3 separate regions of the Homo sapiens genome follow, and all the other regions are linked to region 2. Evidence: read pairs that join two places in POLR2A ChIA-PET (ENCODE). Cell type or tissue: MCF 10A. All regions are shown on one strand. Each heading gives the region's core, and the rest is flanking DNA. Links, peaks and the distances in the headings are about the cores only. Region 1 overlaps SDC1 (syndecan 1). Region 2 overlaps LAPTM4A-DT (LAPTM4A divergent transcript). Region 3 overlaps LOC124905977.

What was found. ChIA-PET counts read pairs that join two places held together with the same protein. Peaks named below come from ENCODE experiments on the same cell type or tissue, not always from the same donor. Only the 100,000 strongest peaks of a DNase experiment are listed, where the experiment ranks them.
Region 1: POLR2A ChIA-PET joins it to region 2 with 5 read pairs; 5 of 35 experiments call an interaction of 5 or more read pairs at or near these places.
Region 3: POLR2A ChIA-PET joins it to region 2 with 5 read pairs; 1 of 35 experiments calls an interaction of 5 or more read pairs at or near these places.

The regions. Positions count from the first base shown.
Region 1 is chr2:20,215,560-20,219,559 of GRCh38, forward strand. All of the region lies in intron 1 of SDC1 (syndecan 1), which reads right to left. Among named protein-coding and RNA genes, the nearest start is that of SDC1, 7.6 kb to the right of the region's middle. RefSeq lists an enhancer at 1-431. In MCF 10A, for the core only: no CTCF peak of the experiment used is centred there; a DNase peak (open chromatin) is centred at 2,192.
Region 2 is chr2:20,062,859-20,070,943 of GRCh38, forward strand. All of the region lies in intron 2 of LAPTM4A-DT (LAPTM4A divergent transcript), which reads left to right. Among named protein-coding and RNA genes, the nearest start is that of LAPTM4A-DT, 15 kb to the left of the region's middle. In MCF 10A, for the core only: no CTCF peak of the experiment used is centred there; DNase peaks (open chromatin) are centred at 3,533 and 5,293.
Region 3 is chr2:19,645,668-19,653,752 of GRCh38, forward strand. The region is part of intron 2 of LOC124905977; the gene reads right to left. Among named protein-coding and RNA genes, the nearest start is that of LINC01808, 180 kb to the left of the region's middle. In MCF 10A, for the core only: no CTCF peak of the experiment used is centred there; DNase peaks (open chromatin) are centred at 3,134 and 4,314.

The DNA of each region.
Region 1 (4,000 bases), core at 1-4,000, 150 kb after region 2:
CTTCCCACAGGTCAGCCTCAGTGCTCCCCTAGACTTGCTTCTCTGTGCTCTAGGCAAGGAAGGGGCCCCAATCATATCACATATGGTATTTCATGGAACCTCTGCAAAAGCCCTCTGGGGCAGGATATGAGAAACTCCATTTTACAGATGAGGAAACTGAGGCTGGGGTAGGTGAAGAATCGTGCTCACGATGACACAGGGAGGAAGCAATGAAGTCCGGATGTGATCCAGGTGGGCTAGACTCCGTGTCCTGTGCTCCTCCTGGCCTCCACAACACCTCTCCACTCCAGCCCGAGCCGGGACTAACCACGCCAGCTAGTTCTCGGTCCCACCTCAGCTGTGAAGCCCCAAGGTCTCAGGACTCAATAAAGGCAGGAAGGCCCAGGCCTTCAGGCTCAGGTGACTGCCTTACACAGGGAAGACAGGTGGGCCAGAGTGCCCACTGCATGCCCAGCCTCCAGACAAGATCTCTAAGAATGAACCTCATTCACGGGAGGTGGGGAGGGAGGCAGGGGGCTCTATGCCCTTTCTACAATTCCCTGAGCCCAAGACAACCAGTCACTGCTGCAGATTCACCCGAGGAGACTCAGGGGTGAGCTTCCTGGACTTTCCAGGCCTGACCCCAGGGAAACTCCTCCTGTGCTCTTCCCCCAGGCCCCAAGTCCCTTTCAGGGAGGAAGGTGGGGGGCAGGGCCTGAAGATCTCATGCAGCCCAAGCACGGCCCACAATCCCAGCCTGGCCCTCAGCCCCGCAGGCCCTGGCCAGCCTTGAGGTCTTGCCGCCCGGACCCTCCCCGATACCCCATCCTGGAAGAGATATGGTCACCATCACAGCAGCACTGCACCCTGCGGTTTTCTCTGGGAGAAGCTGGAATGACACCAGCCTCTAGGAAGGTCTCAGAGGCTCCTGAAACGCCCCACAACCTCGGGCCCTGCAAGCCCAAACCTGACCATCATATTCGCCTGGAACACTACAGATAAGATGGGCCTTCCAAGGCCTCGGACAGTTTCCTGGGCAGCAGGGATGACAGGAAGCTACTGGAGGTAGAGTCAATGCCACTCTGACACAATCAAGTCCCCAACCAGGTAAGGTCCCTGGAGCATCAGCGGCCACCACTGGTATTGGTAGCATGGGAACAGCAGGGCCAGGGCCCAAGTTCTAAAGGGCTTTCTGGGACCCAGTTCATGACAAATGCCATAGTTGGCCACGAGCTCCTCGGCCCTCCAGAAGTTCCTCCAACCTCCCCACATCCCACCCTGGCAGACGTGCAATCCTCACCGTACGCATCCCAGGCCAGGCGCCAGAGTTCTGTCTCTCAGCCTGCTGAGTAGCACAGAAGATCCACAGAGAGAGCCAGGCAGCCCCACGTGGAAATGACTATGAACTCAAGCTCACGCCACCGTGGGGAAGAGTTCCCTGAACACCTTTGGAGATCCATGGTGCACACGAGTGGTCCTAGAGCAGGACTGGCAGCCTTTGCAGCTCCCTCAGGGAGACCCCCTGCCCTGACACTTCCCATGGCCAGAAGGCAGCCCCACAGGTTTGGAGCTCCATAAAATGTCCTGCCTTACAGCCCAGGCTCCTAGTTCGATACTGCTGTATCGTGGGACTCTGGGACAAAACCCTTCCTGTGGGGAGACGTGACAGGTGCTGAATCGCGAATCCCGTTCATTGTCACTGCAGAGACCACCTCTCTCGTCTGGTTCCAGTAACAGCCACCCTCTCTTACAGGAATCCCCTGGACCAGATATGGAACTCTCACCACTGCACAGGGCTACGCACACAGCAGGTACCCAGGATCTGGGCTTTAGATCTGGTCAAGCCAGATAGGTCTCATGAAGCCCTCAGAACTTGAGGCAGCAGAGCACAGGCAGGCCCCCAGATACCCACCAGTCACACGACACAGCCACAAGAGGCCATGCACACCCAAAAGCATTGCCTCACCTCTGCCTCTCAGCCCCTTCCCCCTATGTCACAGATGGGTTCACTGAGACCAAGAGAGGCCTCTGTACACAGTCACTCGAGAGAGAGGAGGCAGGGCCAAGACAGAAAGCCAGGCCCCTGAGCCCCGGCTGTGTCTTGCTGCACTCTCTGCCTCGTGCCGGCCCCCAGAGGGCTTGCAGTGGATCAAGGTTGGTTGGGTGAGTCTCAGGGGAGGACCCGTGGCCCTGGCACCATGACTCAGCTGATGAGTGGACTGATCAACATGCCCGCCTTCCCCACTGCCCCAACCTGCCCGCCACAGCCTTCATTCCTGCTGCTGAGCGGACCTCGGGCAGGTGCCAGGACTCTTGGGTGTGTGTGCGGAGAACATCATACAGCCCCAGCCCTGGCCCAACGTCACCCAGGCACCTCTGTCCACTCCAGCTCCCACAAGGAGCTCGAATCCACCCCTCAAGCAGCCTGCCCTGCCCTCCACTGGCCTTGCCCATCCCACCGATGACCCCTTGGGCAACCAACTCTCCTTCGAGTCCCAAGAAAGAATACTGGCAGAGAAATGTGAGCCCCCAACAAGTCCTTCAGTGCCACCTCTGCCCTTCCCAGGATAAGGTCTCTCTGTAACCATGTGGCTCTCAGAACTGAGGACAGGAAGAACGACCCTTTGGCAGAGGAGGAAACTGAGGCCCAGAGAGGCAATGGCCTGCCACAGCCAAACAGTCGGGGCTCAGCTGAACCAGGAAGGCCAGGTGACCTGACTGCCCGTCTCTGTAGGAATAACTCCCACAGATTTCCAAGGCCAAGGCCATGATGGATGTCAGAGCCACAGTGAAAAAGAGAAAAGGCCACCAGCAGAGGTGGGAGGCAGAAAGGAAGCTGGTGTCTGAAAAGGAAGCTGCAGCCAGGTAGTGACCAGGCCCCCCAAAACTGAGACTGCAGCCTGACAGGGGAAGGCAAGTCAGGAGTGCCCAGGCAAGGCCCAAATGCAGTGGCAACCTGTGCAGTAAGCACCCCCCCACCACACACACAGACACACACACACACAGACACACACACACAGAGACACACATATACACGGACACAGACACACACAGATACAAATATACACGGACGCAGACACACACAGACACATAAACACACAGACACACACACACACAGAGACACACGTACACACGGACACACACACGGACGCACACAAACACAAAGAGACAGACACATAGAGGGACACACACACGTACATGGACAAAGACACACAGATGCATGGACACACACACAGACACATGGAGACACACAGATATACACACAGACATACACACGCAGACACACACACACACAGACACACACACACACAGCATCTCATGGTGCTGCAACCCTCAGGTGAATCACTAGGCAGAGAGTTTTTCCCAGGGCTGACGGCCAGAGGAGGCCCATCCTCTACACAAAATTAGGCAGCCACGAAGCCATAAAAGCCAGGAGGTCAGAGACCCTTGAGGGGCTCCCAGTGGGGAGAGGAACCAGTGGCAGCCTCGGGAAGCCCCGAGCGCAGCAGGAGAGGTCGCTGGGCAAGTGACTGAGTGCAGGAGCAGGTCCAGCCGCCGCCTGTTCTGCTCTCCTGACTCAATGGCCCCAAGACCCAAGATTTCCCACGGCACACCCCCCTTGCCCCATAAGCTTGCCCCCACCCTTACAGGCCCTGCCAAAAAGCAGGACACTTGCCAGGGGAGGCTCAGGCCACCCCTCCCCGAGATCCCCACAGTACTGACCACAGGCAAGCTGACCCGGTGCACCTGTCTCAGGAATGCCAGGGACCTTCTCACACTGTCTCTCCACCTAAATGAAAGCTTCCTGAGGGCGGGCAAAAGCAGTAACATCACAGGTAAAGCTCACTCTTCCAGGGGAAGCGATGGCGTGGGCCCCATGACCACCTGCAGCTGGATAAGACAGTTGCTGAAGTAGCCCCAAGCCCAGGGTCTTGCCTCTGCGGCCTCACCTCTACAACCTGCACCCCAAACATACCTCCTTGTGGTGAGGGGCATACACACATCAGCCTTCCCCTGGAGC
Region 2 (8,085 bases), core at 1,533-5,532:
CAAGGCTCAAATTTCTCCCAGAGGCCCACAATATTTCTCTGTGTGATTCTTTTGAAGCATGAGGCCTCAAACCCATACTTAAATACTTCTCCTCTAACGTAAGCTTTGGCGTAGCTAGATGATACTTCACTGAGCCTCCCAAGCCTGCCTACCTTCCATCTGGCCACTAACACTCAGTAAGAAAACTTTGAGCACTTTCAGACACTTTCAGGGTAGACTTGTCTAAGTGCTGGGCTGCCCTGCTGGAATCAACTGGAAATGAATGTTAAAAAAAAAAAAAGAAAGAAAAAAAAGAAAGAAAGAAAAACATTGAAATAAGAAAGAAAAACATTGAAATGAGAAATAGAGGATATGGTTTGGCTGTGTCCCCACCCAAAACTCATCTTGAATTCCCACGTGCTATGGGAGGGACCCGGTGGGAGGTAATTGAATCATGGGGGCGGGGCTTTCCCATGCTATTCTCATCATAGTGAGTAAGTCTCATGAGATCTGATGGTTTTATAAAGGGGAGTTTCCCTGCACAAGCTCTCTTCTCTTGTCTGCTGCCATGTGAGACTGCCTTTTACCTTCTGCCACGATTGTGAGGCCTCCCCAGCCAGGTGGAACTGAAAGTCGATTAAACCTCTTCTGTAAATTGCCCAGTCTCGGGTATGTCTTTATCAGCAGCGTGATAACAAACTAATACAGAGGACTAGAATTTTTAGTCATTAGCTTGTGGGATGGCCATGAACAGATTATTTCTCTGTGCTCCATGTTGCCATTTGTAAAATACAGGAGAGGAACAGGAGGAGGGTGTCCCTGCCCCACTGCCCACAGGATACCTGTCCTGAGCCATATGTCCCTCTGGGGGTAAGAACTGGGGAGGGCGGGATGGGGGAGGCGTGTGCAGAGCCTCCAGCTTTTTCCTGGCTGAGGCTGAGGTGTCACCTGTGGACACAGGTCAGAGGTAGTTAGGTTTTTCAGTGTAGAGACTGAGCTTGGAATTGTTCTCACAGCACAGTCTCCAAGCCCTCTGGTTCCTAAACTAATTACCCAGATTAATGAATTGATTCTTTGATTCCAAGAACACTTTGTGGCAAAAACATGAATTCAAAATGTCTGGGGGTTAGAGAGGCAGCTTTTGTATGTATGTATGTATGTATGTATGTATGTATGTATGTATGCATGTATGTATGTATGTATTTTGAAACGGAGTCTTGCTCTGTCGCCAGGCTGAAGTGCAGTGGCACGATCTTGGCTCACTGCAACCTCTGCCTCCCGGATTCAAGCGATTCTCCTGGAGAGGCAGCTTTTAGTGTCTCTAGCTTGTTAGGAGAGCAGGAGGGCTGCGCGGGCAGAGGGCATTGAGCACTTTGCCAGGAGGTGTGGGTCTGAGTTCAGTTCCAGTTCCACCCTCAACTCACAGAGTGAGCTTGAGTCAGTTCTTCCGCCTCTTAGGGCCTCAGTCTCCCCATCTGTGCAATGCAGGGGTAGACTAGGGAAGCCCCAGGCTCACTTCCAGGTCTGAGGTTTGAGGATCTTCTCCATTAGGCTGTTTTCTTTCCTTCCTCATCCCCTCAGTCTTCTAATTTTTTCCCCAGTCTTGCAGATGGGAGACCAATATTCTTTTTCTGGTTGATCTTGGCTATTTCATTGATGCAGGCCATAGGTTTCCTAATGGACAATGAGAGAGTTTGACTAGGAGTGTCTACAGGTTCACCCAGTTCTGGGGCTCTGGGCTTCCTGAAATTCCATGGTATAAAGGTGTACAGCCGGGTGGTGCCTGACGGTCTGGGCTGGGGGCCCTCCCTTCACCCCTTCATTGTAGGGGACTTACCTTCACCCTTACATCATAGGGAACTTACCTTTCAGGTGCCCCAGTTGCTGCCTCACCTACTGATCCACCAGATTTCTCAAGAGGGCCTTGGAAATGGCTTAGACAGAGGCCCATAGGCGGAATCTGTTGTGATGGCTTTTTAAAGTATCACCCTGATTGAGTAGCAGTCTCCATTTATTCAATTAAACACTAATCTAAGTGTTGCTGTGAAGGTATTTTGTAGACATGATTAAAGTCCATTATCAGTTGATTTAAGTAAAATGGATTATTCTAGATCATCTGGGGCATATAATTTCTTCTTCCCTGTAGAAGAAGAAACTCTACCTGTAACAGCAGCTTCAGCCACACCCCAAAGTCCCAGCCTGCCCTTCCCTGAGGCCTGCCCTTCCCTGAGGCCTGCCCTAGGAATTTCAGACTCACCCAGCCAGCCCCCACAACTGTGGAAGCCAATTTCTTGCAAGAATCTCTTAGTGCATACCTCTTACTGGTTCTGTTTCTCTGGTTGAACCCTGACCAATATACTGTTGGATCAGACATAGTGGGTAAGGCACACCTCTGGTCTGATCCTTAGGCTCCGTATTATTTCTGAAAAATATGAAACACATCTCCCTAGTTCTCTAGTCCAGGCTGTAATGATCTTGACCATATGTGTCAAACATTTCCTAACTGAGCGGAATACATTTGCCCCTACTATCCCTGCCACATTCAGGACAAGGTCAAATGAGGCTTCTGAGTGATTTTGCCTTCGGTGGGTTTTTAATACCTCACAAGTACTTGATCTTGGGATTCTTTGTACACTGAGTTTACCCCACATTGCTTTTAATGGTAGGATCTTCTAAATACTTACTACTGAGAGTGAAATATTCTACCACCCCTCACCATTCAATTTAATAGCTACTGCTGAACATCTAAAATCAAGACAAATAACCAAGCATAACCAAGTTTGTGAGTCTCCAGGGAACTTAAAGATCCTGTGTGTGTAAGCGACAGCAACCCTGCACAATAGGAGAGTGGGCAGAGTCCTGGGCTGAAAAGGGGATCTCAGCGAGTGAAATCAAAGAAACCAGAATCCTTGGCGTTTTTGTTTTCAAGATCTCAGCTTTTCAGCATCTCTCTCTTCATCCTAAAAATAGATTTGCCAAACACCCGGACTATAATGTTTAAAAATAATAAATAATGCAGTTTCCATTGACATTTGTCCCTACTGGGTGCACAGATGATGGGCACGATATGTTAACCTCTGGTGTTTAGCTCATAAAATGGAGAATATTGTCCTCTGAAGTCCAAGAGAAGCATAACAAGCCCAGCAGACCCTTCTGCCAGGGGTTGAGGAACTAGATGTGGGCTGGTTGGGGAAGGAGGGAGTTCCAGACACCAAGAACAATGGATGTCAGTGACAACTACATAGAAGAGGTCAAAGTCTGCCCTAGTCTTCTGCTTCCGGACAATCCCAGGCCACCAAGTTTGGGGCTTGCTGAATTACAGAGAGCATGAGAATCTGGAAGAGGCCCCAGCCTCTCTGGCATGCAGCCATGAAAGAGGGCTGGGCCAGCGTGTTGGGGAACTGGCTCGGCCCTTGCCTGCAGAGTGTAGCTTTCCTCTCTTCTCTCGGTGCATCCATTTTCTTCTGGCCTCTGACCTGTGCTGACAGTAAGAGCTTCATAAAGCCGCTTTCTGTTGCTCATCCCAGCACCCAGCCCTGGACCTGGGCAGCTGCCAAGGGCCTGTATGGGCCTGGCAGGTGGGCATTTGCCCAGGCTGCCAAGTGGTGAGGAGTGCCCAGCCTCTTTGCTGGCATCTTGCCAAGCACTGTGGTACTGACTCATCTTTCTCTTTCACAGCTTAGGGCCAGGCAAGAAGCATTCAGTTCAGATCAGGGAAGAGCATGGGGCCCTTGGACATCCTCAGGTATCTTGCAGAGTGAGCCTCTTCTCTGGAGACTTTGCAGCAGGTCCTAGCTTTGCCTGCTCTACCCATCATGGTAACCACAGCCTGGTGTGTCTGGAAAACTGCTAGTTCAGCATGGTGCAGCTCGGATGGCCTTGGGGTGTGGTGGGCCATGAAACTGAAGGGCAGTGTGGGAGTCGGGGGCACACTCACAATATAAATTTGCAACTGGGACGATATTTTGGAAAAATATTAATGTGCTTTTTCTCTTTTACTTTTCTGAATATCTGACATTCTCTCTATCTGCCTAAGGCATTCATTTACATGGAGAGATTAAGATTGTTCTAAAATACTTACCAAAACAACAAAAACATTATTATTCACCTTTTGACTTTCAAAATAAGAGTTTTATAGTTTTTTGATATATAATTGAAATACAATAAACTGAATATATTGAAAGTGTACAATCTGATGAGTTTCAACGTAAGTGAAATGGCCATCACAATCAAAATAATGAACATATCCTCACCTCCAAAAGTTTCCTGGCTCCCCAACTCGGTTCTCAGGCAAGCACTGATTTGCTCTCTGTTACTACAGATTAATTTGCATTTTCTAGAATTTTATATAAGTGGAATCATACAGTATTTACACATTTTGTCTGGTTTCTTTCACTCTGCATAATTATTTTCAGACTCATTTTTATTGCTGCAGGAATTGATAGTTCCCTCCTTTTTATTGCTGTGTAAAATTCCATTGTATGATACAGTGCAATTTGTTTATTTACCAGTTGATGGGCCTTTGGTTGTTTCCAGTTTTTGGCTGCTACAAATAAAGCTGCTATGAACGTTTGTGTGCATGTCTTTGTGCGGACATATGCTTTCATTTCTCTTGGGAAAATACCTAGGAGTGTAATGTCGGTGTCACCTCATAGATGTATTTTTATTGTTTTAAGAAATTGGCTGTTCCAAAAAGTAGTTGCACCATTTTATACTCCCACTAACAGGGTGAGTTCCAGTTGCTCCATATCTTCACCAACACTTAATATGGCCAGTCTATACTTTTAACCATTCTAGTAGGTGCATATAAGGTAATATGGTTTGGATCTGTGTCCCTGCCCAAATCTCATGTTGAATTGTAGTGTTGGAAGTGGGGCCTACTGGGAAATGATTGGATCATGGGGCTGGTTTCCAACGGTTTAGCACCATCTCCTTGGTGCTGTCTTGTGATAGAGTTCTCGTGAGGTCTAGTTGTTTAAAAGTGTGTAGCACCTCCCCCTGCTTCCTCCTGCTCCAGCCATGTAAGATGTGCCTGCTTCCCCTTTGCCTTCCGCCATGATTGTAAGTTTCCTGAGGCCTCTCCAGGAGCAGATGCTGCCATGCTTCCTGTACAGCCTGCAGAATTGTCAGCCAATTAAACATAGTTTCTTTATAAATTACTCAATCTCAGGCATTTCTTTATAGTAATGCGAGAATGGACTAATACATAAGGATAGCTTATTTTGATTGCAATTTGCACTTTCCTAGTGACTAATGACACTAAGATTTGTAGCAAGACATACCCAAGCTAGCCTGGCTATTGCTTGGAGGGATTTTCTAAATTCCTTTGTACTGAAGCAAAATAACACAGTGGTTAAAATATGGGCTTGGCGCGTGCATGATGACATATTTATTCATTGCAGCATTGTTTGTAATAGCAGGAAAATGAAAAAACCTGTGTCCATTAATGGACTATGTCAGATAGACTATGGTGTTATATTAGTCAGGATTTTTCAGAGAAACAGTGAAAGTGTGTATGTGTGTGTTGTGTATTTTTGAAGAAATTTATTTTAAGAGATTGGCTCACATGATTGTGGAAGTTTGCCAAGCCAAAAATCTAATGGGGGAGGCCAGTGGGCTGGAAATGCAGGAAACAGTTGCAGTTTGACTTTAAAGGCACTGAGCCTGGAGATACATGAAAGAGCTGATATTGCAATTCAAGTCTGAAAGCAGTCTGTGGCAGAATTCCCTCTTAATTGGGGAAGGTCAACTTTTTGTTCTACTGAGACCTTCAAGTAATTGGATGAGGCCCATTTGTGTTGTGAAAGGCAATCTACCTACTCAGAGTTCACTGATTTAAATGTAAGTTTCATCCAAAAGCATCTTCACAGAAACATCCAAAATAATGTCTGACCAAGTAGCTGGGCATTCTGTGGCCCAGCCAAGTTGACATAAAAATAACCAGGGCAGGCCAGGCACAGTGGCTCACACCTGTAATCCCAGCACTTTGGGAGGCCAAGGCAGGTGGATCACAAGGTCAAGAGATCGAGACCATCCTAGCCAACATGGTGAAACCCCATCTTTACTAAAAATACAAAAATTAGCCAGGTGTGGTAGCACATGCCTGTAATCTCAGCTACTTGGGAGGCTGAGACAGGAGAATCGCTTGAACCCGAGAGGCAGAGGTTGCAGTGAGCCGTGATTGCACCACTGCACTCCAGCCTGGTGACAGAGCGAGACTCTGTCTCAAAATAAATAAATAAAACAAAAAATAACCGGGGCTGGGCATGGTGGCTTATGCCTGTAATCCCAGCACTTTGGGAGGCCAAGGCAGGCAGATCACAAGGTCAGGAGATCGAGACCAGCCTGACCAACATGGTGACACCCCATCTCTACTAAAAATACAAAAAATTAGCCAGGCGTGGTGGTATGCACCTGTAACCCCAGCTACTCAGGAGGCTAAGGCAGGAGAATCACTTGAACCCAGGAGGCAAAGGTTGCAGTGAGCCACGAACCTGCCACTGCACTCCAGCCTGGGCAAAAGAGAGAAGCTCCATCTCAAAATAAATAAATAAATAAATAAATAAATAAATAAATAAATAACCATCATGGGTATGAGTGGAACACTATGCAGCCATTAAAAAGAAAAGTAGCTCTGCTAGGCACGGTGGCTCACGCCTGTAATCCCAGCACTTTGGGAGGCCGAGGTGGGTGGATCACCTGATGTGAGGAGTTCAAGACCAGCCTGGCCAACATGGTGAAACCCATCTCTACTAAAAACACAAAAATTAGCCAGGCATGGTGGCTGGTGCCTGTAATTCCAGCTACTTGGGAGGCTGAGGCAGGAGATTCGCTTGAACCTGGGAGGTGGAGGTTGCAGTGAGCTGAGATTGTGCCACTGCACTCCAGCCTGGGAGATAGAGCAAGATTTCATCTCAAAAAAAAAAGAAAGGTAGCTCTAAATGTACTAAGAACATAATATATATCTCCAAGATAAATTATTATTAAAAAAGCCAGATATAGAACAGTATATAAAATATGCTACCATTAAAAAATTTTTTTTAAATAATACAGTCATGCATTGCTTAATGATGGGCATACATTCTGAGAAATGTGTCATTAGGCAATTTCATTGTTGCATGAACATCATAGGATATACTTACACAAACTTAGATGGTGTAACCTACTACACACCTGGCTATATAGTATAGACTATGCTCCTAGGCTATAAACCCATACAGCATGTTACTGTACTGAATACTGTAGGCAACTGTAACATAATAGTAAGTATTTGTGTATCTAAACATAGCTAAACATAGAAAAGGTACAGTAAAAATATGGTATAAAAGACAAAAGATGCTACATCTGCATAGGACACTTAACATGGATGGAGGTTACAAGATGAAAGTTGCTCTGGGTGTCAGTGAGAGAGTGCTGAGTGAATGGGAAAGTCTAGGACATTATGCCACTGTAGACTTTATAAACACTGTACGCCAGCAGACCCCAACCTTCCTGGCACCAAGGACCAGTTTCGTGAAAGACAATTTTTCCACGGACAGGGGTGGGGTGATGGTTTGGGGATGAAACTGTTCCACCTCAGATCATCAGGCATTAGTTAGATTCTCATAAGGAGATAACAACAACAACAAAAAAGAAACAAACAAATATTCTCATAAGGAGTGCACAACCTAGATCCCTCGCATGCACAGTTCACAACAGGGTTCGTGTTCCTATGAGAACCTAATTCTCCTGCTGATATGACAGGAGGCGGAGCTCAGACAGTCATGCTTGCTCGCCTGCCACTCACCTTCTGCTGCATGGCCCGGTTCCTGACAGGCCATGGACCAGTACTGGTCTGAGACCCAGGGGTTGAGGACCCCTGCTGTACACTATACTAAATTTATAAAAAACAATTATGTTATAATGTTATGACAGCTACGATGTCATGAGGATAGGAATTTTTCAGCTCCATTATAATCTCATGGGATCACTGGTGTATATGTGGTATATCATTGACTAAAACATCACTATGCATTTGTGTATATAAACGACTATATATGGAATTATCATGGTTGTAAGAAAATGGTATAGGAGCTGGGCGCAGTGGCTCATGCCTGTAATACCAGC
Region 3 (8,085 bases), core at 1,831-5,830, 420 kb before region 2:
TGAGAAGCCAAACAAATATGGTATACTAGATACATGTTTTCAGTCTTTATTTCATTTGCTCCTCATAATAATTTAGAGATGCAAGTGGAAATACTATTCTTATTCCCATGTTATAGTGAAGAAAAGTGAGACCCAGGATGCCAAGCAACTTGGCAGAAGCTAATGATGGGGAAATAGGGTGGGGGGTTGGGCCGAAAGTCTACCACTGAATTCCCTGAGCTCCTAGCTTTCTGTTTGTGATAATCCTCCAATCTGGTTGATTACTAGTGTGCTCCATCCCTGCCTTTAAGCTTCATTGATATTTCACAGTGAAGAGAATTTTGAGCAGGACTTGGATCTGCAGAAGGAGCCACCCTGAATGAGTGAAAATTTGGTTTGCAGAGGAAACCTAGAGACCAAGGAGGCTGAGCCATTGAGATATGCAATGTGAGCCCTCCTGGGAGAAGACTGGGGTCCTGATGAGGTGAGTTCCTGGTGGGACTCTTACATCTGTCCTGTCCACACAGATGTACACAAGCCTGCTTCCTGAATCATGTTCAACAAAGAAATGCAAAGAAATGCAACAAAGAAACCCAAAGAAATGCAGCACTTTACCTCCCAAATGCTGCGGGTGCTTCCCCTGAGTATTTTTAAGGTCTTGTTTGGCAAAGAGACTGTGCTGGTTTCTAGAGATCAATGAGCTGATGGTCATGCAGGAGGCACTCAGCATTTCTGACTGGCATCCTAGCCAATGTCAGAAAGTCAAGGTAAGGGAGGTCATGGAGTCCTGGTGTAAGGGAGTCTTTATTATTCCACTTGGTTATTAAGCATACAATTGTAAACTTTCTCTACACTTTTATTAGGTTGGTGCAAAAGTAATTGAGATTTTTGCCATAATGGCAAAAATCTCAATTACTTTTGCACCAACCTCATATAATACAAAGATTAATTGATAATATGAAAAAATATTTTGAATAGTTGTGTTACTTCAATTATATTTGCTTATTTGTGAGTGGAGTGCATTTATTCTTCATCCTTACGACTAATTAGGACTTAGATGAGTGACTGCCATTCATTTATTTATTCATTCATTCAGAAACATTTACTAAGCACCTATTGAGTGCTGGATATGGAAATGTAGGAAAAGGCAGAGTAACTAAGATGCAATTTCTGTCTTCAAGAAGTTTACAAGTAGAGGCGCTCCCAGACATGTAGAGAAAAAAGTGCAATACAGAGAAAACAGGGCAAGAATCATCATGTGCCCCCAGGTACAAGGGGCCTTAAAAGAGAGAGGGAACAGCTTGGCTTGGGGAAATCACACAGAGTTTCATAGAGAATAAGATGCTTCTGTTGAATTTGAAAGAAGAGTGAGTTTTCCAAAAGGACTAGGGGAGAAAGGTCATTCCAAGATAACTTTGCTGAGGATCAAATGTAGCATATGAGTTGCAGAAATACGGGCAAGAATGGCCTGTGGATTAAGATACTTGTTCACTAATCATAAACTCAAGGACAGAGAAAATGTGGGGCATCTGGCTGTGTACACAGAGCAAGGCCACAGCCCAGACAAGACAAACAGCAGGTACAAAGGAGGCAAGGGAATGATGTGGTCCTGGGTGTTTTGGGAAACATTAGAGGCTTGGCCTGGAGGGAAATTGAGACAGGGGAGGAGAGACCTTAGGCTGGACAGGTCAGCCATATATCAGATGTAGTCTTAAATGCCTGATTTGGGTTCCATATCATACTGAAAAGTAAGCTCACTTACCCATCAAAAGAGACCTGCAGACCACAGAAACTATCAGCAAATATCACTGGAGAAACAAAATCACAGGCTCCTATTGTCTGGAGCCATTGCACTGGACAGTCCCTGGGTTTGAATCAGAAAGAGAAGGAGCAGCAGATTTGAAGGGCATTGAAAATCCTGCAACAATCACCTTAACAATCGCCATGAAACTCTAGTCTCCAGAACTCAGATCTTCAGGGCTGGGCCTCGAGTTACAAGCGTCAGGTAGAAGGGACCTGTTTTTACCAACCCCACATCCTGGCTAGGGAAGTGAGAGTAGCACATGAAGGAAAAGAGATAGAAGACTTCAGGTCCCGGTGCCACCAACTCTGCAGTGGGGGATGAGAGAAAGACAGAATGGGAAAAGCAGGCACAGTTGGAGGAACATCTCCAGCCCTGGCTTCTGAGAAAAACAAGATTCTAACTAATAGTAATCACTACTCCATTTTCACCAAAAGTAGAGAATTCCCCATTTTAGAGATTTTTAGCCTTTTTTTTTTTTTGGAGTCAAAAATGTGTATGGCATTTTATGAAAGTTCTGTATCTCCGGAATACACAGATCTGTGTATAATATTCCACAAATAGAGTTTATGAACCCACTAAAATCAATGGGATCCAAAAACTCTAGTTGAGCCCTTTGCTCTGAATCCAATGCTTTTAGGGCTCTCGTGGGCTACTCCTGGAACAAGGAATAAGCAAAATTGTGAGCCAGCTCAGTCCTCCGAGTTACATCCCCAACAACAGGTGAGGCCTATGAAGCCACTTCTTTTTTTTTTTTTTGAGACCTGGTCTCGCTCTGTCACCCAGGCTGGAGTGCAGTGGTGCAATCTCAGCTCACTGCAACCTCCACCTCCTGAGTTCAAGCGATTGTCCTGCCTCAGCCTCCCAAGTAGCTGGGATTACAGGTGCCTGCCACCATGCCCGGCTAATTTTTTATATTTTTAGTAGAGACGGGGTTTCACCACATTAGCCAGGACAGTGTCGATCTCCTGACCTTGTGATCCGCCTGCTTCGGCCTCCCAAAGTGCTGGGATTACAGGCGTGAGCCACCGCGCCCGACCGAAGCCACTTCTTTACAGGTGTTCGACCACCATGCTTGTTGTATAGAGGCCTTAAAGTTTGCCCAGCTCTGAGTCTAAGTCCAGTCACCTCTACAGATGGTACATTCTGTTCTGGAGGCAGACAAAACTCAAACTGATAGCATTAGAATCATATCTTTTATCTCTCTGGGTACACCTAGGGTCTGAAATGTAGCACCATGTCAGTTTGCTCCCACCCTACACTGGGATCCCTATGACATTGCACTGAATCATCACTTCCCAGTAAAAGGATTTAAAACATTGCAAAATGAGGCTGGCTGAGTGAGGATCCCTGAAGCACTGTGTAACCTGCTGACATAACAGCTGGACTACAGCCCAGTGCATGGGCAAGGCCAACACGAACCCTTGACATCCTACCCCTGGGGGATGCTGAGCCTCCATCTGCCCTTTCTCTTCTTCTCCACATACCTTCTCACCTTCCCTTCCCTTAATATCTGACTGTTCTCAAAATTTGTTCTCTAATAATTACTTTTTCAGGCAAGAACGTAAAGCACTCAATCTTTTTATTGACTTATCCTGATCTCTGTGAGCCTAAAATTCCTGAGATTGAAACCCCCATGATACATCTCCTACTCTGCCAAATGCCCCCTCCTCCTGCAGACAAAGGAATGCCAGAAGTCCATCTACTTTTAGCCCAGTCCTCCAGACAACAAGTGCCCCATCTCAAGAAGCACTGGAGAATCCAGTCCTCTCATTCTCCTCACATACTACAAACCTGGAGTCATTGAATAAGCATCCCCTAATAGGCAAGAAAAAATTTCATTCCTAGTGGCAGTCAGCAGGAGGCAGAGGCTCTTCCAGTCTAATGACTTGCAAATCAAAAGCATGAAAACCAGAATGCACCTTTGAACCTCTTTCCCATCCAGCCTAGATGTCCTCATAATTTTCTCCCATAGCGTTCCTGGTATTTTTGCTACCAGAGCAATAACCTTCCCCATGCATTTTTTTACATGTTGGAGGAGGAGCTATCCAGTGATCTCAAAGCATATGTTTTTGATTCTCATAAGATTATGGATACCAAAGGAATAAAAATGGAAATCACTACTGCCAAGATATGAAAGAAACTTTGCATAGTAAAATAATTTAAACCTAACATTTGGACCCAATAAGGCAAACGCAATGTTTTTTCCATATTTTTGGAAAATGTGCATTTTCTTTACATTAAGTGGTACCAATAAAAAATAATGATTCTCACTCCGTTTATTTCTATAAGTTAGATTGGCTTATAGTTTTCCAGGACATGGTTTTCTATCAAGCTATATGGCAAACACCTGGGCATAAAATACACTCAGCTATTTACTTCCATGTGGGAAAAATGGGTCACCATTCCTTTCTTTTGAATCTAGAGCAAAGGTCAGCTGAAACCAGTTAGCATATTTAGTACTCAGTATCTGCCGAGAATGAGTGTTACATCAACAATTTGTGGTGATGGTGAGCAAGCCCAGGAAGTTCCTTACAGATAGGGAGGGCAAGTGCTTTCCAATTCCAGGCTCGGTGATTCTGCAATACATGCTGGTAAGAACATTTGACTCATCCTGGAACGGGATAAAGAAACACAGAAGACCAAATAATGAAGAAGGACTAGAAAACATTTTTGTACGTACTTCATATGTGAAGCTACTGCTCTGGGGGGAGATCCATCCAGTGAAAGCACGGGCCTGTAAATGCTAAAGAAGCAGTGGCCGAGGAGGATGAGGAGATGGGGAACTGGGGAAGTGGGGAGGAGGGATGGAGAAGGGAAACAGGAGAGAAAAGAAAGAGAGGGGAGACGAAAAATGGAAGAACGAGAAGAGATTAAATAATGGTTGAATATGGAACTCACATTGTTAGAGAGTCTTAGAAGATCTCCCTCCAGGGCTGAGGTGGTCAGAAAAACCAACGTCAGCCTGGAATGGCGGGGCGATCACTAAGCTCAGGCCAGGAGCCACAGCTCCACCACTGCTGTAACTCGCTGTACACAAGTTTCCAGCTACTGATGACTACCTTTTCTCACCAATGAAATGTGACAAATTCCCTCCTCACCCACCTCTGAGGCCTGTTGGAAGGCTCAAAACAAGAAGAATGCAAATGAGCTGTGATAGCTATAAAATATTCCACATGTGGAGTGTGAAAGGTGGATGGAGTGGAAGATGGTGAATTATTTCTTATTCCTTGGCTTAAGTCTCAGCTCTTTGTAAGTGTTCATGTTCTTGGTGGCTATGTATTCAGACTAAAATAAAATCACCTTCAATGCTTTGCCCACCAACAGTAGGAGCCCCAGCATCTCTGGCAATATATCAGAAGATTCTTAGGGTGGTTCTATTTGTCCCAGTTCCCTCTAGCTCCAATTTCCCATTCTTCCTGAATTCTTAACCCTGCTCCAGTTTCATCTTCTGCAGGTGTCGGAATTTCTCGGCCCATCACTGGAGCCTGCCTTAGTTTTTGCACGTTCCCCGCAGTACTACGGACACTAGCCTTGGCAGGTAGAGACTTTCCATGGGAATTTGAAGGTATAGGGTGGGGTTACACTGCATCACAACAACCAACCTAAAATTAAATGCCAGTGACTCCTTTTTTAACACCCCTTGCTTGTTAAAAACTCCTCACTGCCATCTCTTTGCAAAGAGCCCCAACCCACTGCCACCCAGATTGAATTCGTTTTCCTTCTCTTGTATCCCATCAAGCATCAGCCCCTCCACTTCTGTCACTCTTCTCCCTGCCCCTCTTGTTTGGTTCTGGCCTAGGGGAATCACATCTCCTGGGGAATTTTTTTTTAGATACCCATGCATAGACCAATCACATCAGAGGCTCTAAAGGTGGGGTACATGCATGCATATTTTTTTCAAAGCTCAGATGATTCTAATGCACAGCCAAGATTGGAAGCCATATCCAGTCTAGCTCAGTTAAGCCATGTCCTGGGGGGAAGCTCACCTTCCACACTCCAAAAAGTAATCAAAGTATTTAGCAGAACAAAAGACAATTCTCTCCCTCAGAGAATTGATGCCAGTTTTTTTTTTAAACTGAACATTACTTTCCCTGCCACAGTGTTATCTTAAGCAATTTGCCAATGATCCACACTTTATGATCCAGAGGTCAGGATCATTCTCCAATGTGAGCATTTCTTGGTGAATCCCTTGCTCTCCCGCCCTGGCTCATTTTCCTAGGTCACAGAGTAACAGCGTGGTCAGGGAAGAAACCAAGGAATCCACAAAGAGGAACGTGGTGTCTTTGTTGAGAGATTTTATGGCAGTTAGAAATCCAAACCGAACATTAGTTTGGAATAATGTTGACAGAAACATCCACAGCTGTGATGAAAACAAAACAAAGCTAAAAAGCAGCTCCATGGTGGTGGTGGAGTCTTGTTTTAAGAGTAGATAGAGTTATTTTTCTGAATATTTCTTTAAATTTCCAAATACATATGAGTTCCATCTTATTTTGTATCTAACCACTTATGTCATCAGCCTAATGTTGTATGTCCTTAGCAAGCCTCTCAACTTTTCTGAACTTATCTAAAATCAGAGGATTGGGCCTGGTGAGCTCTAAAGCTGTTACTGATTTCCTATGAGTGTATAATATCCCACCCCCTCCAACACACACACACCATTTTGTTTATTGATTTATAGTCTATGGGATGATGTTGCATATACGTCCTCTCCTTTGTCATCCTAACAGCCCTGGGAAGACGGTAAGCAGGGAAGGGATTATTATCCATTTTTCTAGCAAAGAAATCTCACATTCAGAGAGCACAGTGACTGGCCCAAGTACACATTGCCAGGACATGACAGAGCCATTGCTTTGAACACAGTCCTCTTACTCTGATTTAGGAACCCTTTCTACCTGTCATGCCTCATCTCTGCTGTCACCTTGCTACCACTGTCTCTCCTCATAAGCATATGCGTGCATGCGCGCATATGCACAAATGCACACACACGCACACACCCCTAACTCGCAGAGAGGCTACATTCCCCGTAAACAATGCCACTTGACAAGGATTGATCAAGAAAGAATGTTAGATGCCCAGGAACATCCATACCTTCTGTTTCCTGGGTGGAAGACAGAACGCAAGCCTGGCAACTATGACCCACTCGCAGACCTTTCTCCCCATTTCCCCTTCCATCCTGCTGTGCCCTCATGGACTCACCCCAGAGACTGCATATCTGCTCTCAGGACAGGTGCTGATGTCAGGCCCTGCCATAGTCTGAACAAGTCTATGTCACCTGCCCCTGGGGGAAAGCATTTTAGACTCTTTCTTTATTGGGGAAAGAAAGAGTAATTCATAACCTGATAGGATTAGGCCTAGTGCAGAGCTGCTAGAATGTTCACTAACTGTTGGGTTTCTGGATCTTGGAGCTAGAGGGCTTGGTGGAGGGCTAGCTTATCTCCCTGGCTTAGGAGAGTTCAGACCTGTCACAAGGCAGCAGCAACAGGAGAGACTGTGGGAGGCTGAGCCCTGCTGGAGCCCTCCCATTATGTGAGTCAGGCCCTGTGTCCTTCTATAGGGTCTTTCTGTGCTTGCCTGGGAGCAGAGCAATCCAGTCCCACCCACAAGGAAAACTGAGCCCTGCTGTCTTTGAAGCTCAGAGCTGGTGTAATGAGATTAAGAGTTCGTGGGAATTCCAGACTAAGCAGGTGACTTTGTGGTGCCAGCCTTGGACAGTAGGATGTTTGTGATTTTGAGTTACTTCTATAAATCTCTTCAAGCTCAAGGCTGTGCAGAAAACCTTGGGTGAGAGAGAGAAGGAGGATGAGTTGTGAGAGCGGGTGGATGCCCTTAAAATGCCACTAGGAAACCGCTGTGTGCGTGTCTATTTCACCACCGATTGCTGGGAACCAAAATAAAATCTCCTTTCTTGCTCCCCTCCGCATCCTTCCCCTGTGCTGTTCTCTGAGACCCAGGCTTGGGGACTGAACACATATGGGTCTAGTTGGTGGATGCTGTTGTTCTCCGAGGCTGTAAATTCAGACGGCCACAAATCAGCTTCAGCGCAACTTCAGCACCAGACACGCAGGCGTTCACATTAAAGTCCTGGTGTCCAGGCTGAAATATGGCTGCACATGTTCCCTTCTGCACTGCCGGCCTGCTGGAGATGCCACCCTGTCACAGATGGTTTATGGAGGAGGGCAGAGAGGATGGAGCACAGTGGCCAGCTACCACCCCAGCCAAGGCGCCTGCCAGCTTTGATCTCCTGCTGGTCAGCCCCACGTCATCATAGATGGTGAGCGATTCCTGACCACGTCATTGTTCGT